2 separate regions of the Homo sapiens genome follow, and region 2 is linked to region 1. A link is an interaction called in ENCODE POLR2A ChIA-PET data of the cell type or tissue named here. Cell type or tissue: PC-9. All regions are shown on one strand. Each heading gives the region's core, and the rest is flanking DNA. Links, peaks and the distances in the headings are about the cores only. Region 1 overlaps PTPN12 (protein tyrosine phosphatase non-receptor type 12). Region 2 has its middle 19 kb from the start of GSAP.

Evidence for each region. ChIA-PET counts read pairs that join two places held together with the same protein. Peaks named below come from ENCODE experiments on the same cell type or tissue, not always from the same donor. Only the 100,000 strongest peaks of a DNase experiment are listed, where the experiment ranks them.
Region 2: POLR2A ChIA-PET joins it to region 1 with 29 read pairs; 16 of 35 experiments call an interaction of 5 or more read pairs at or near these places.

The regions. Positions count from the first base shown.
Region 1 is chr7:77,540,756-77,544,453 of GRCh38, reverse strand. All of the region lies in intron 1 of PTPN12 (protein tyrosine phosphatase non-receptor type 12), which reads right to left. Among named protein-coding and RNA genes, the nearest start is that of PTPN12, 5.3 kb to the right of the region's middle. In PC-9, for the core only: no CTCF peak of the experiment used is centred there; a DNase peak (open chromatin) is centred at 1,893; H3K4me3 peaks cover 637 bases; H3K27ac peaks cover 1,775 bases.
Region 2 is chr7:77,428,776-77,442,644 of GRCh38, reverse strand. No RefSeq gene overlaps it. Among named protein-coding and RNA genes, the nearest start is that of GSAP, 19 kb to the right of the region's middle. In PC-9, for the core only: no CTCF peak of the experiment used is centred there; no DNase peak of the experiment used is centred there.

The DNA.
Region 1 (3,698 bases), core at 359-2,858:
CCATGTCTGGAGAGTTACTTAAAAGTTCACTTCCACTTCTGAAGTTAGTTGATGTAAATATGTTTAGGTGAATACTCATCAAAGGATGGATAAGAAAACCATAACTAAACCAGTGGCACTGGGTAAGCACTAAGATTAGCTCAAATGCAAGGACTGGAAAATATTTCCTATCACTCTAGCTTTGAAAGACAAATTAAGACACACAAAATCTTACAAGCTAACCACAAGAAGATACCACTTCACACCCAGTAGGATGCCTATAATCAAAAAGACAGCAACAAGTATCGGTGAAGATGTAGAGGAACTGGAACCCTCATATATTCCTGATTGGAATGTAATATGTGCAGCAGCTTTGGATAACAGTCTGGCAGTTCCGCAAAATGTTAAACATAGTGTTACCACGTGACTGAGCAATTCCACACTTAGATATATACCCAAGAGACCTGAAAATGTGTCCACACAGAAACTTGTACACAAATGTTCATAGCTGCATTATTCACATTAGCCAAAAAGTGGAAACAATTCAAATACCCATCAACACGATGAATGGATAAACAAAATGTGGTATCTATACAATAGAATATTATTCAGCCATAAAAAGGCCAAAAGTACTACGGATCAATACTATAACATGGATGAAACTTGAAATCATCATGTTAGGTGGAGTCAGTCACAAAACACCACATATTGTATGATTCCATTTATATAAAATGTCCAGAATACTTAAATCTATGGAAACAGAAGGTAGATTTGTGGTTGCCTGGGGCTTATGGGAAGGCGGGGAGTGACTGCTAATGGGTACAGAAAGTGAAGAAAATGTCCTAAAATTGATTATGGTTATTGTTGCATAACTTCATCAATGTAATAAAAAACTAGTGAATCATAGACTTTAAATGAATAAATCTTATGGTAGGTACTTATATCTCAATAAAGCTATTATTAGTTTTTTTAAACCTATAAGCTACAACACTGAATAAACAAATGATTAAAATTTTTATATTTATCAAGACTGCAACATAAGATCTTCCCAGGCTAAAGAGGATATACACATAGACAAGAAATAATAAGAAAAATATTCTCTAGTTCTCTCTTTAAAAAAAAAAAAAAAAGGCAGTGGAAGGGGCACACTCTCCTTCAACCAATCTTCCTCTAGCTCCTACCATCTACTTTCAAAATGTTAAAAAAAATGGAAAGACACTAAACCCACCCTTCACCCTATAATCTAGCTTCTTCCCATACCCCAACCCAAACTGTTTTTTCTAGTCACCAAAGCACTCCTATGTGCCAAATGGAATAGGTACTTTCTCAACCTCACCTTACCGGTCCTCCCAGCATTATTTGACTCTGGTAATAACTCCTTTCTTGAAACTCTCCCTGGCTTTTCTGACATCTCTGGTTCTCCTCCCTCCTCCTTGACCACACCTTCTCAGGAACAATCACTAGTATATCCTTCTTTTGGCTGTTATTTTAAGACTGATGTTCTTCAACCTAAAGCTGGTCACTCTATAAGTTTGTTGGAATAAGCTCATTCACTCCCATGCTGTCGACTATCTCCTACATGCTTATATTATGATGCCTACATCTTTAACTCCGTCCTGTCAGAAATCTTGAGCTCTACATTTCTACTGGATGTCTCAGAGGCACCGCAGTTTTAACATGTTGAAAATTAAATTTATCCTCTTCTCCCCCTGAAACTTCCTCCTACAATGTTGTTTGGTCTCCTCTACTTGTTTCTCCTCCCTCACTCCTTACTCTACCAAATGGTATTCTCTAGCTTGGGTGACAGATACCAAGCTAGATATTTTGCGAGTCATAACACTATACTCTTTTCTTCTTTACTACCTACATCTAATGAATCATTGAGACTCCTTTCTTAATTCTTATCAGATGTGTTGTATACACTCTATTTCCCCATCTCAGTTCACTTCAGGCCCTCACATCTCACTTCTTATATTTCAACAGCTTCCAAAATGCCACCCTTCATACTGCTATCAGATTCAACTTTGTAAAACACAAATGACTGTTTACCTTTCTTAAAAGACTCAGTAGTGCTCCAGAAACCCAGACTAATGATTCTCACCTTTTCTACCAGAACCTATCTAAGTAAGTGAAGGTTCAGAGTACAACTCAAGGAGCAGGCTGGAGAAGGTGAGATGGGGGAATGACGCTGGAGTGGACCAGCATGTCTATTTTCTTAACACCTCCCTACTTTCTCCATGTCTCTAGGAGTTACAATGCAGACTGTCCAGAATTGCTATTATCGGTCTGTAGAATAAAATCTAAGTATAGCATAGATGTAAGATCCTTCACAAAAAGACCTCTACCTAACTTTCCCAGCATTACCTTTATCATTTACCATGTATTAGCTCACTGGTTCTCAAAGTATGGTCCAGGACCACCTCCCCAACCCCCAGCCATCAGAGGGAGTCTGTGTGGAGTTAAAACCTAGGTCTGTCAAACATGAATGTGCACCACCCTACTTTATACATTTATCTCTCATTTTGTAAATATTAAAAGTAGAGATAATTGAGATCAAATTCTGGATCAGCCACAAATTAGCTATTTGCTAATTTATTAGCAAAATTAGCATGTTTTCAACATGCAAATAACCATCTAGGCAACATAGTTCTGCACAGTCTGGGTACCTTAGCTGTCTCCTCTTTAACAGTATGGGGCACAACCAAGGCCAGGAATAGACACTCATAGAATAGTAATGACAGGTGGAAAATTTCTATCCTCAATAGTAATCAAGAAATTCAAGTTAAAACAAGATATCAGTTTTCAACCATCAAATAAAGATCAAGAAAATTATAATATGAACACTCATACATTATGACAGTTGTATAAACTGACAAAACTTTTTCAAGTTTATGAACATGTATTAAATGTTTATATACGTCTACCTAGTACTCCTGGGAAGCTATCTTATGCAACAGTGAAAAATGTCAGTTTCAGCAAAAATGTTAATCACAGAATTACTATATGTAACAGCAGAAAGTAGAATGACCTAAATACTCAAACATAAAGAAACAAAATTAAGATATAAGATAGTTACCAAGTAGTAGGCCGGCTACGGTGGCTCACACCTGTAACCCCAGCACTTTGAGGCTGAGGCAGGTGGATTGCTTGAGCCCAGGAGTTTGAGACCAGCCTGGGCAACATGGGGAAACCCTGTCTCTACAAAAAATACAAAAATCAGCAGGGCTTGGTGGGGTGGGCCCATAGCCCCAGCTACTCTGGAGGCTGAAGTGGGAGGATCACCTGAGCCCAGGGAGACCGACGCTGCCGTGAGCCAGGATCGCAACCATGCACTCCAGCCTGGGTGACAGAGTGAGACCCTGTCTCAAAAACAGAACAAAACAACAAAACAAAACAAAACCAAAAAATATTAACAGAGGTAGCCTTTAAATGACAGGACTGTAGGACAGCTGGATAGAGCGAAAAGAGCATCATCACCAGTCAGGCAAGTGGAGTGTTCATTTGAACTGTGGTCTAAGTGTAAGGCATTATTATTATTCTATTAATTTCCAAATTTGGAATAAACATTATTTTATGATGGAACAGTTATATCAGCTACATTATCTCTAAGGCTCAGTCATAAAATGTTAAGAATTTAAAATGCATTTTTAATCGACATCAGAATTTAAAAATAATAGAATCTATAAGCTAATCTTTTTTTTCTCTTTCCATGCCAGGAG
Region 2 (13,869 bases), core at 8,208-10,707, 110 kb after region 1:
CAGTCTCTTGTCCGATATATGTTTGTGAATCAATTTCTTCTTTGATTTCATCCATCTTGGTCTTCATTCTGTAGTATAATCGAACCCATGTCTAGCACTGTCTATATAGCTTGTGTAAAGATCCTTATAAGTTTGTGAAATACATACTGGCTAGGTGGTATCTTTCTTTGATACATAGCAAGGCAATGGTGGAGTACCAGAAAACTATTGAGTGTCAGAGACTATACTTTCTATTTGCCCTTATTAGTTGTTATTTTCAGGATGGAAAATAGTGCTCACTTTCTTAGTTTACTAACAGTTTCATCTAGGGGTCTGTTTATAAAGTAATACAAAATGAAACAAGCCTAAGAGTAATTGTAAAACAGAAAACTAAAGTTTTTTTTTTTTTTTTTTGAGACAGGGTCTTGCTGTCACCCAGGCTGAAGTGCAGTGGTGTGATCTCAGCCCACTGCAGCCTCAACCTCCTGGGGTCAAGCGATCCTCCCACTTCAGCCTTCTGAGTAGCTGGGACTACAGGTGCATGCCACCATGCTCGCCTAATTTGTGCTTTTTTTTTTTTTTTTTTTCGGTGGAGACAGAGTTTTGATATGTTGTACAGGCTGGTCTCAAACTCATGGGCTCAAGCGATCCACTTGCCTCGGCCTCCAAAAGTGCTGGGATTATAGGAATGAGCCACTGTGCCCACCCCAAAACACATTTTAATGCTACTTTATACATAGTTATCTAGGGAAAAAAGTAGCCAGTGTTACCTGTGCTTGATGGTAATAACAAAGTTGATGTTAATACTTTATATTTGCGAAGTCTTCATTTTTTTCCCCCAAATACTTTCACATTTTTAAATCTTTATAATTAGGAAATAATCTTTAGTTATCTTCATCTCTAAGAGGGAATTAATACTGCATCTAGTGTAACTGTTGTGGCAAGTTATCATATTCGGGGTTTAGTTTTTAGTTTTAGTTTTAATTTTTGTTTTGAGACAGGGTCTCACTCTGTCACCCACAGATCACAGTTCACTGCAGCCTCGACCTCCCAGGGTCAGGTGATCCTTCCATCTCAGCCTGCCGGGTAGCTGGGGCTACAGGCACATGCCATAATGCCTGGCCAATTTTTTGTGTTTTTTGTAGAGATGGGGTCTCACTGTATTAACCAAGCTGGCCTCTTAACTCCTGGGCTCAAGCAATCTTCCCGCCTTGGTCTCCCAAAGTGCTAGGATTACACGTGTGAGCCACCTTGCACAGCCCAGGACTTAGTTCTTAAAACCAGGTGTAATTGAAAATCTAGGAAAGTTAAAGTACTTTCCCATCATTCATTGCTACATTGTTTGTAATACAAAAGATTAGTAACAATTCAAACATCCAGTATAGAGGACCAGTTCCAGTTCAAATAGAGTATGTTTCAGTCATACATTAGTATACTCCGCCTTCTTTGCCTCCTCCTACTGAATATGTCATTTACTTTTTTTTTTTTTTTTAAACTCATGACTTTACAGCCATAGACTTTCACAGGTGAAAAGAACTTTTGGGTCATTTGGTTCTTTCCTCTCATTTGACAGAAGACACAAACTCAATGAGATTAAATAATACCCCAAATAATAGAACTCACAATTTTGAGTGTTAGAACTAGACATACTTCTGGTTTAATAAATGTTTGAGTTCATGTTTTTTTCTCTGCTGTCAATCCCTGTGGATTTGTTCTTTAGGATGATGATTACATTCACCCTTCCTTTCTACTGAGTTTGCCAATGTGGTCTCTAATTATATCAGAACTGGATTGCTGCGACATCCTCTTAGCTAGTCATGTAGCCTAATCTTTTTTCTCTCCGGTCCATCTCCTTTATTTTGTCTCACTGATTTTGCTAATACAGACCTTTCATAAATCATCCTTTTACTCCAGAAGCTTCATCCTTTTAATTCAGAAGTGGTCGTCATTGAATCAGATCCTGAATTATCAAGGATCTCCATGCTCTGATTCCATCCTGCCTCTTCATCCTTATTTCCCTTGTTCCCCAACTGCATCTACTCATCAAGATGGTCTCACTCTCCTCTAGCTGCATGTGAATTAGTGCTGTGGTTCTTATGTTGGTTCCTTATCCTGGTACCCACTCACTCCCCATCCTCTCCATTTAGTCACTTTCAACTCATTGTTCAAAATCCAGCTCAAGGCCAGGGGTGCCAGCTCATGCCTGTAATCCCAGCACTTTGGGAGGCTGAGGTGGGCAGATCACTTGAGGTCTGAAGTTTGAGACCGGCCTGGGCAACATGGCGAAACCCAGTCTCTACTAAAAATACAAAACTTAGCTGAGCATGGTGGTGCACGCCTGTAGTCCCAGCTACTCAGGAGGCTGAGGCATGAGAATCGCTTGAACCCGGAAGGCAGAGGCTGCAGTGAGCTGAGCCAAGTTTGCACCACTGCACTCCAGCCTGGGTGACAGAGCAAGACCCTGTCTCAAAAAAAAAAAAAAAAAAAAAAAAAAATTCCGGCTCAAGCTCCACCTTCCCCCTGAAACATTTTGTGATTACAGTGATTTCTTAATCTCCAAATATACACTGTAACATCCCACTTAGCAATTGATACATGAACTAACCTCTATAAGAGATAAAACTCCAAAATCTCAGTGGCCCAACACCGTAGAAGTTATACTTGCTGATCATAGGTGAGAGTGTATAATTCATGATGCTTTGGGGGCAGGGATGGGGAAAAGGAGCGCTGTGCTTTTTGCAGCCGTTTAGAGACTCAGGGTGATGGAGGCTTTGCCATCTTCAACACAAAGCTCCCAGAGTTGCCTCAGGCATTGGTATTTGCTGAATGTTGGAAAGAAGGGACAGTCTATCTGCTTCTTTGCCACCTCCGTCCAGAAGTGGCACGTCATAACACTTCCGCTGGTGAGAACTAGGCACAGGGCTCCACCTTGTGCTGGGAAATGTACCCCCTGGCTGGGTGTCTATATCCCTGGAACTACTCTTCTCTATGGAAGAGAAGCACAAATCTGGGGAGTAGCTAGCTTTGTTACAATGTTGTCCTGTTCTGATTTCTAATTGCTTTGTGGGTGTTGTCTTGGCATCTCCAGCTGGATTTCACACTGTAACTAAAATTCCTCAAATATATACAGTAAGACAAGAGTCTGGCATTTAGTGTGTGCTCAGGAAATGTCTTTGTTAAATAATAGATTTATGTAGACTTTTTAAAAAAATTCTTAATTCCTAAATTAAACACAGAAAGGGAAACAAAGTTGACAAATCCCTAATGGTTCTGTCTTTTTTAAAACAGTACTTTGCAATGCAATTTCTCACTTCACCTACAGAAAGTGAAATTTAGCTGCAGTATCTTCAATTTCAAAATAATAATATTATTTTCTGCTTCTATGGACTATTTTTAACCATTTCATCTTGTTTGTCTTTATATTCTTGTCTTTTTATTATAGAAAAATTAACATATATATGAAAATGGACAGGGTATTATAATGAAATCTCATGTACATATTACCTAGCTTTAACAATAATTGGCCCATGCCCAGTCTTTTAAAATCTATATACTCACTTCCCTCCCACACTAAATTTCTTGAAGCTAAACACAAATATATTATTTCATATGTAAATATGTCTGTAACACCAGACCTTTGGACAAGGTAAGGCCTTGTCCAAAAATACCCCACAATGCTATATCTCATTTTAAAATAACAATAATTCCTTAGTATCTCTAAATAATCCAGTTAGTACTTAAATTTCCCATAGTTTTTTAAACAATTGGTTTGTTCAAATCAAGATCCAAACAAGTCTACGTGTTTTTATCACACACACACACACTCTCACACACTCTAAATAAATAAATAAAGAAGGCAGGAGGAAACTTTTGGAGGTGATGGATATATGTATGGCATAGGTTGTGGTGATGGTTTCACAGATGTGTACTTATCTCCAGGCTCATCAAGGTATATACGTTAATTATGTACAGCATTTCATATGCCAATCATACCCCCAATAAAGTGGTTTACAATACTCAGAAAACACCATTAAGAACTTAAAAATGAAAAGATACAAACAAGGGATACACACAATACATTTTAGACATTCCTCTTAAATATTTTTAAAACAACAAGTCTTTTCTCTGCTCCTTTTTTCCCCCTTGGAATTTATTTGTTGAAGAAACAAGGACATTTGTCCTATAATGATTCTCATTCTCTGGATTTGGCTGATTCTATTCTTCTGGTTTGTGCAACAGTTTCATGTACTTCTGTCCCCAGTATTTCCTGCAAACTAGAGATAGGTCTAGGATCTTGATCAGATTCAGGTTTTGGTTTTTCATCAAAGGGTGGGGTTGTGTATCTCCACCAGAAGGCATAATGTCTGGTTATCTCTCTTTTTGATGTTAACATTTATTAGTGGGTTTAAGAGTTTTTACCAGATGCATTCATTATAAAATTTGCCTTTGGCTTTTCGCCTAGTTGCCTTGGCTGCCATTGATGATCATTGCCTAGTCTATTATTTCATTAGGCATGTCTTGTCTCTTTTTGCAATGAGATTTTCCAATGTTTTAAAAATATTTTATTTTTTCTTCTTACATTATTAAACATATTTAAAACATTTAAACTTCCCTCTAATTCTAATAATGATAATTAACACTTTGGCATTTAACACTTTACAAAGCATTTTTTTTTTTAAGGGACATGGTCTTGCTATGTTGCCTAGGCTGGATTGCAGTGGCCATTCACAGATTCGATCATAGCTCATGACGGCCTCAAACTCCTGGCCTCAAGTGATCCTCCTGCCTTAGCCTCCCAAGAAGCTGGGACTACAGGCACATGCCACCATGTCCAGCTTACAAAGCATTTTCATATACACTATTTCACAAATATTATCTGATACTCACAGAACACCCTGCAGGTAAACCGACTCTATAACTTTGGGCAAGGGTCGTCACTTTAGAGATGAGGAAAATAATAATAACCACTCCTAAGATCGTTATGAAAATTAAACAAGTTGAATGTATGCAAACTGCTTAAAATAGTGCTTACTATATTACAGCAAGAGTGAAATAAAAATTTGCTACCACAATTATTAATATTGTTAATGCTGCTATCATCATTTCTTTCAGTTTTAACCATTATGTTGTTAGTTTATTTTAAAAAATGTTTCCTTGAACTTTTTCTAGTGTTTATGGATATTAATAAGAGTAATTTAATTTCTATGTTCCCATATAATTTCACAGTCTTGAAACCCTAGTCATAACCCTGATTAGCTTACAGTGTGATATGAACTTAACTTTTATTGTCATTTGCTGCTAAATATTATTTATTCTGTTTTCTTTATTTATAGAAGACTAAGAATCACTTTCTACCAAAACAAAAACAAAAAAAGAATATATTTAACTTATGCTGTTCAGGCTATCTATCTATCTATATATATGTATATACCATGCTCTCCTTTATGAGCAAAAAAGCAATATATTTTATATGATAAGCTTTTATAATATTCTGTAATAAAATTTAATGAATCATGGAGTACTGGAGCCTAAAGCACCTTGGAGAGCAGGCTCAGCACTTTATTTACAGGTGAAGAAACTGAGAACTAACCAAGTTAAAGGAGCTGTCCAACTTGCACCTTCACATGACCGACCAATGGCTGAGCCAGGACTAATAACAGATCTTAAACCAGCCCTAGTCCCTAACATCCTTCTATTATACTGCATAATGCTAAACTATTTTAAATGTTCCATCACCAGTTCTCCCAATACCACCCTAAAAGCAACAACGTCACCATTTGGAGTTCAAAGTGAGAAACATGAACTACATGCTTGAAGACACACAAATATGGAAGCAGCAAAGTGGAACCCAGGAACCTAGGTCCGTTGAATGACACTGGACTGATGACAGGCAGTAAGTGTATGTAAGACTAAATGCATATGTGTGTATATATTAATACACAGTCATAAAGAAAAATGACAACTATTTTCCACTGACACACTGTGCCTGGTGGTACTTGTCTGTTCACATAGTCATGTATGAAGAGGAGAATTACAAGGCAGATTTTATTTTTGTTTTTTTCGTTTTTTAATTTTTAATTGTGGTGGATTTTAAATACACAGAAAAGTAGATAGAATAGCACAATTAATTCCTATGTAGCCACCACTCAGCCCCAATATCCATCAACCTGAGGCCAATCCTCTCCTGTCCATCCCCTCATCCACTCTGTCATTGGTATTATGTTGATGCAACTTACAGACATCATAGCATTTCCTGTTTACATATTTGAAGCATATTCTCTCTCTCTCTTTTTTTTTTTTTTTTTTTTGAGACAGAGTCTTGCTCTGTCGCCCAGGCTGGAGTGCAGTGGTGTGATCTCGGCCGATCTCCGCTCAGGGCAACCTCCGCCTCCCAGGTTCAAGCGATTCTCTTGCTTCAGCCTGCTGAGTAGCTGGGATTACAGGCGCCCGCCACAGTGAAGGCTAACATTTGTAATTTTTTTTTTTTTTTTTTTTTTTTTTTTGAGACGGAGTCTCGCTCTGTCGCCCAGGCTGCAGTGTAGTGGCGTGATCTTGGCTCACTGCAACCTCCGTCTCCTGGTTTGAAGTGATTCTCCTGCCTCAGCCTCCCAAGTAGCTGGGACTCCGGGCGCACGCCGCCAGGCCTGGCTAATTTTTTGTATTTTAGGAGAGATAGGGTTTCCCCGTTGTTGCCCAGGCTGGTCTCAAACTCCTGTGCTCAGGCAATCCGCCCACCTTGGCCTCCCAAAGTGCTAGGATTACAGGCGTGAGCCACCGCACCCGGCCTAATATTTGTTTTTTGTTGTTGTTGTTGTTTGTTTGTTTGTTTGTTTTGAGACAGAGTCTGGCTCTGTTGCCCGAGTGCAGTGGCGGGATCTCGGCTCACTGCAAGCTCCGCCTCCCGGGTTCACGCCATTCTCCTGCCTCAGCCTCCTGAGTAGCTGGGACTACAGGCGCCCGCCACCACACCCGGCTAATTTTGTATTTTTAGTAGAGACGGGGTTTCACCATGTCGGCCAGGCTGGTCTCGAACTCTGAGCTCAAGCGATCCGCCCACCTTAGCCTCTCAAAGTGCTAGGATTACAGGCGTGAGGCACCGTGCCTTGTCGTTGAAGCATATTTGTCTAGAAGATTAAAAAACTTTCAGAAAAAACCACGAGATTAATTATCATACCCAAAATTGTAATGCAAATTCCATACAATCATCAAATAGGCCATCAGTATTCAATTTTCCCATTGTTTTAAAAACACCAACTTTTAAAGTTACTTTAAAGAAAATCAGCCTCCAGTGCCACACATTGTGATGATTTCTCCTTGATCTACATGTTACTTCTCTCTCTGTATTCTCCTTGTAATTTATTTGTTGAGGAAAACAGATTTTTGAGCTGTAGCTTTCCTTGCAGTCTGGATTTTGCTGCTTTCATGCCCATGGTGTAGTTACAAGCCAGCTTGAAACATTAAAGGAAATGTTCATGCATATTATTATCAGATTTCATTTAATTTTGCTGGTTAATTTTGGACACTAATGATAACAACTGGAAGTCAGAGAAACCAGCATTTCTGGTGGATCCCAGCTGCCTGTGGGCGCTGTGACTGGTTAGCTGCTATCAGGCTGAGAAAGTTTGTCTCTCTTGCCCCAATCCCTTCCTGTTCTCTAATCTAAATTGGACCTCTTGCTGTATCTTTTCAGAATACCCGCTACTTTTCCTTCCCAGCAATTGTCAGGATGAAACTGTAGCAGACTTTGACATTTTTATAGTTAGAAAAGTCAGGAGTGCATGAATGTAACTTTGAGCACAAGGGAGTTCTGTATAAAACCACAAGCATGGTTTCCAGCTGGGAATAGGAAAATATACATTTGACAATTTGTGATATTCATTTCCAGATGGGAACTTTTTCTCTTGTGACTAAGCACCAAGTCAAATTCAATTCTTCCTTCCCCTTTTCTCCTCCCCTGGGAAGAAGAACTAGGTTCCTGGGCAAAGGTTATCCCATATGTATGCCGTTCTTTACTTGATTCTCACCCTTAACTGAGGTTTGGGCTATTTCTTCATTTCATAGGCTTGTTGTATTAACAGTGTGGTCAGTCCTCCAAATAGATAGGAAGAAGAGATTCAGAAAAGGTGAGAGTACAGATGCTAGTAGATACTGAAGAGAAGCCCCCAGCACCCTGTTTCCTGTTGGGGCAAAACCAAAGGAGGTAACTGTAATAACCGCACTTATTTAGGAACATCTCAAGTTTGAAATGCAGATGGGCCGAGGACAGCGTTACAGAACCCTGCACATTCCAGGATAGTGTGGGGAAATTGTTGAAAGGTTCTGAGTCCTGAGGGATTTGAGGGTAGTGGAAAAATGCCAAGGTGTCCATGGAACGAGGAAAGATGGCGTGTGTGGACTTTGGGGCTGGAAGCAATGGCAGGGACCATGAACACCAGCAATGAATGCCAGATACCACTTGTGATAAACTGCACCTCAGCTGATGCACGTATGTGACCCAGCAAGGGCCATGTGGACAACCACACCATAGAAGCCCCTTGTGCCCTGACGCTGGAGGATAGTTAAGGCTTTCTAGAGGAAATTGGGCCATCCTCCCGAAAAAGGGAAACAGAAGAAGGAAGAGGAGAACTTTGAATACTTACTCATTTTATACTGAAAGAGGCTAAGTTATCTTCAAATGACAAGACTGAGTTAATTTTCCTTTCATTAGCAGAAAGGGGATGCAAGAGTTAAGTTGAATGCCATCAGAAAAGTTAAAAGTATATTCCAGCACATCTGGGATATGGCCATACATTTTAAACCCACCACACCACTCACATTTATGTGTTTATGTTAGTTATTTTTATTTTTTATTGCCGCTTGAGATCTCATATATGTTTATTTTAAATGTCTGTCTTCCCTAGATTGTAAGTTTCATGAAGGCACAGACCATCCTTTTTTTGTTCTATATTCTTAGCTCCTAAACCAGTGCTTAGCACCTGACAGATCCTTGAGAAGAATTTGTGGAATGAATATCAGACCCACACATCAGAGTACCTTCCACAGTATTTAACATAGAACAAGTACATAATAAATAATACTTTCTTCCTTCCTAGGGGAATGTATATTTCTTTGGGCATAGTCCATCTTGCTGTTTTTACAGCCAATTATATCTTAGGTGACTTTAAAAATAAATCTTCTTTGGTTGTTTTTAGAGAAGGAACTTAAGAAACTGAAGACATGGTGTTTGTCTTCTCTAACCCTATTTTGTATCCAAAGGGTATACTGGATAAACGACAGTAGTCACAGCTTCAGAGTGTATATTCTTTGGAAGGTGGTGAATACCTAGTGGTGATTGCAGCACCACCAACACAGTCTTAGCCCCTTCCTTAATTTTGACATGTTTTATCCCTTTCCCTCTCAGATGTCTGGGATCCAATCTGTTTTTATTCTCCTTTCCTTTTTTCTGTGCCACCGTTTTGGCCTGCTCTTCCCCGTCAGGCTCCCCGCCCCGCACCCCCTTGCTCAGGATTGACTGTCTCACCTACTAGTACCCAGCTCCCCTGGGGAGTTCTGAGCATTGATCCCCGCCACTTCAGAACTCCTGGCCAGAAAGGGGCTATACATTCAAGATGGTTCTCATTTCAGGTAAAGCCATCTTCTTCTTTTGGGAAAAAAAAAGAAGTTTTATAAAATATGCCAAAATGCAATTTAATATCTATCATCTTTAAACCATTTATTTGTATTCCATCTTATTTATAAAAGTATTTGAGGTAAGTATATCTTAGGAGATTGTTTTGTAAATAAGTTCACTAACTAGTTAAAAAAAATACGCGAGCTCTGATTTTGACTCAGAAAATACGGACCCTATAGTACGGTATTGCCTGAACTCACTTAATAAGAATTACCTGTGCTGCTTGTTAAATATACAGATTCTCTAAGCTTTTCCCTTGGATATTCTGATTTAGCTAATTGAATGGCCCTGAAAGTTTTTTGTTTGTTTTTTCTTTACTTTTTTTTTTTTTTTTTTTTTTTTTTTTTGTGACGGAGTCCCACTCTGTCGCCAGGCTGAAGTGCAGTGGCATGATCTTGGCTCACTGCAACCTCCACCTCCCAGATTCAAGTGATTCTCCTGCCTCAGCCTCCCGAGTGGCTGGGACTACAGGCGCATGCCACCACGCCCAGCTAATTTTTGTATTTTTAGTAGAGACGGGGTTTCACCATATTGGCCAGGCTGGTCTCAATCTCTTCACCTCGTGATCTGCCCGCCTGGGCCTCCCAAAGTGTTGGAATTACAGGCGTGAGCCACCGTGCCCAGCCTGTTTTTTCTTTAGATGATTTTTTTTTGACCTGACAACTTTAAGAAAAATTGCTAATGTACATAGTGAGAGCTGGCAGAATGAAGACCCATGAGGTACATGGACAGAAGTTGTGGGGGAGGAACAAGGAAATCTCTGGGTAAGAAGAAATTGGATTCAGCCCTGTTTTCTTCCCCCCCAATGTGAATACATCTGTGTGAATGATGATCATCAAAAAAATTTATGGTATTATGGAAAGCTGGTAATATTGATTGATGGACTAATAATATTGCTGGTGTAAAGATTCTCAACTATCAAGGTAACAACAACAACAAAACTCCTGAAAAAACCTAAGGCAGTGTAAAATAGCCCTAATTCCAGTCATTTCAGTGATCTCCTTACTGCTGTATCTTCTTACCATGTAACACAACAACTAAGTATAACATCAGATGTGTTTGATTAAGCTGTAAGTTTTATTTTATTAGAACTGTAACTCTCCCTTTAAATACCTATTTATATCTTTACATAATCAGTCTTTGTAGGTAGTTGTATATGTATTATGTTACCTTATCCACCTCAAAATATTAGAAGGAACTGTATAGATAAGACCCTTCCTTTATTTTTATTGTTTGAATTTTAAGGGTAATACTTTTTATTATTTTTTAACTTTTAATTTTTGAGACAGGGTCTCACTCTTTTGCCCAGGCTGGAGTGCAGTGGCATGATCTGGGCTCACTGCCACCTCTGTCTCCCAGGCTCAAGCGATCCTCCCACCTCAGCCTCCCGAGTAGCTGGGACTACGGGTGTGCACCACCCAGCTAGGCTCATTTATTGTAGTTTTATAGAGATGGGGTTTCACCATATTGCCCAGGCTGGTTTCAAACTCCTGGATTCAAGTGATCCACCCACCTCGGCCTCCCAAAGTGTTGGGATTACAGGCATGAGCCACCATGCCTGGACCCTAGTACCTTTTAGAATAGCAGTTTACCCATATTATAATCTCTGGCTCTCTCGAGAACTTTGTGTATTTCTGTTCTATCCTTGAATTGAATTCTGCACTTCAAAATGTACTCCACTTGGTAAAGAACAGTATTATAGAAAAGGAAAACCCCAAACCATTGTAGTTTGAGGCCTCTCCCTGCTGCAGCCTTTCATTTCCTGCAGTCTCACGACCTCTGGGATGGAGGCATCTGGGCAGGAGAGCTTTCATGGAGGTCGCTGGCCTTGAGGAGGTAACTGTGTCTGAGGGACAGGAATAATGAGGTCTCTGGTAAGCTGGGGATTTTGCTGCCAGATGACCTCAGATGCTGGGGTATGCGGAGGGGCCACGCGGAAGGCAGCAGTGTGGAGACTCTTCCAGGCCTTCTGGTTGATGATCCTGTCAATGTGTCCATTGCTTAAAAGGTGAGATCATTAAAACGTATAATTCCTAAACGACCCTGTTTTTGTAGTATGAATTTCTTCTTAACAAAACAGCATAATATGAAACAGGGTTAGTAGTGCCAGTTTTGGGGCTACTGTTATTCTCCTCTCCCTGGGGTCTGTGGCTCTGCTGTTTTGTGTCAGCAATCTGGCTTCTGGCCAGAGACAGTAGATTTCTAAGCCTGTTGCACCGAAAACTATTGTCATTGAAAAAATTTCCAGTTGCTTAGTACTTCCCAAATGTTGAATACTTTTAGAGGTTTGTAGCCATACGATAATGTCTATTAGTTTAATATTACCCCTTCTCTGCGTGCTTTTATGTAAATAGCAGCATGCTACTGGCTGATCAGATGCTGATGGAATCCAGCATTGAAGGGCCTTGATCATATTATCCAGCAAAATTAAATTTGATTTTTATAGACTTGCCCTGCTGCCACCCATATTTACCAGTCCCATCACTTCCTCTCTTTAGGTGTCTGTGCGGAGTTTTGTTTCTTACATCACTAAAGAATACAAAAACAATACCTTCAGAGTTTCCCACAATACAGATTTTCATGCATCGAAGGAAAGCAGCACTGACAAGACAGGCAGATTGTATTAGAATTATTTAGGTCCTTAGCTTGATTCCCTTCCTGGCTGATTCAGTCCATTCCTTTGTGTCTGCCTGTCCATCTGTGAAGAGAAGATAATTACACCTGCTCCTCATTTACCTCAGAGGGATGTTACAGGCATTCATTTTGAAAGCCTATAAAGCTTTTTGAGCAAGGAGGAGTATAGTTGCAAGAATATATATTGTCGTTGCAGTGGTCCTTGCAAATCTTAATTCCAGTTATCGATATATTGATGAATACGCATTATTCAGTTTCATTAAATAAAAGCTGGCTCTGCCGGGCGCGGTGGCTCAGGCCTGTAATCCCAGCATTTTGGGAGGCCGAGGCAGGCAGATCACTTGAAGCCAGGAGTTTGAGATCAGCCTGGCCAACATGGCAAAACCCCATCTCTACTAAAAATACAAAAATTAGCCGGGCCTGGTGGGGTGCGCCCGTAATCCCAGCTACTGGGGAGACTGAGGCACAAGAATCATTTGAACCTCAGAGGCAGATGTTGCCGTGAGCTGAGATCCCGCCACTGCACTGCACTCCAGCCTGGGTGACAGAGCAAGACTGTTTTCAAAAACAAAACAAAACAAAACAAAAAAAGCTGGCTCTTCATGCTCTGTGAGGTTTTCCCAAAGTGTGTATGTCTAAGAGGAAGGAGGAGAGAGTTTGGTGAATGGAAAATGAGCCACAAATGTAGGTTTTAAGTAATCCATTTCCTTTTAACTCATTTGTGTTCAGCCTTGAAGCTAAAGGAGATGAGCTGAAGAAATGGCGTGAAGTAAGCAGCAATCCTAAACCCCACATTGCCCCAATATTTTTCTGACTCATGATCAAAATTGATCACTTGAGTTAGAAAAAAAATTTTCAGGTGAGAAATGTTTGCTTATGACCAAAAAAAGGTTTTTGTGTAAAGCCTGGCAAGTCACTTAGACTTCTTTAATTGATAAGTCTTCCTAAAGATTTAAAAGAAAATCAAGTCAATTTACATAATCCCTACAATGTCTACCGTTAATTATGTAAGAGGCGAGGCTGTCCCAGATATATAAGGTACGTCAGTTTCTTCCAAAATGTCGTTTTACCTATTATTAAGTTTTCATTGTCTCTCAAGGTGGAAAGCAACAGCTGTTTCCTGAAAATTGCTAAAATTGCATGAACAGTGTGGGAAGCAGGAAACATGCAACAAATACTTCTAAACTCAGAGATCCAGAATGAGATGGTTCCTATCTTCTTCAGTTCCGCAGCACTCATCCTTGACTTCCCATTGTGAAATGAACGACAAATGTTGGTTAAATGCCTACGATGTGCTGGGCTAGTGGTTCTCAAGTGTGGTTCAGCATCATCAACATCAGCATCACGTGGGAACTTGTTAGAGACGCAAATCAGAAGCTGTGGGGTGGAGCCTAGCAATCAGTGTTTTAATAAGCCCTCTATACAAGTGCCTCTTAGAATTGGCATTCCACAGGGTGATAGCAAGGTTGGGACGGGCGGGCCAGCCTGTGGGCAGTACGGGGAGTGGCTGATCACAAACAGCGCAAAGCTTATCCCACCAACTCGTTAGAGGGTGCTTCTCTTTCTGAGCCAGTTCAGGACTTGTA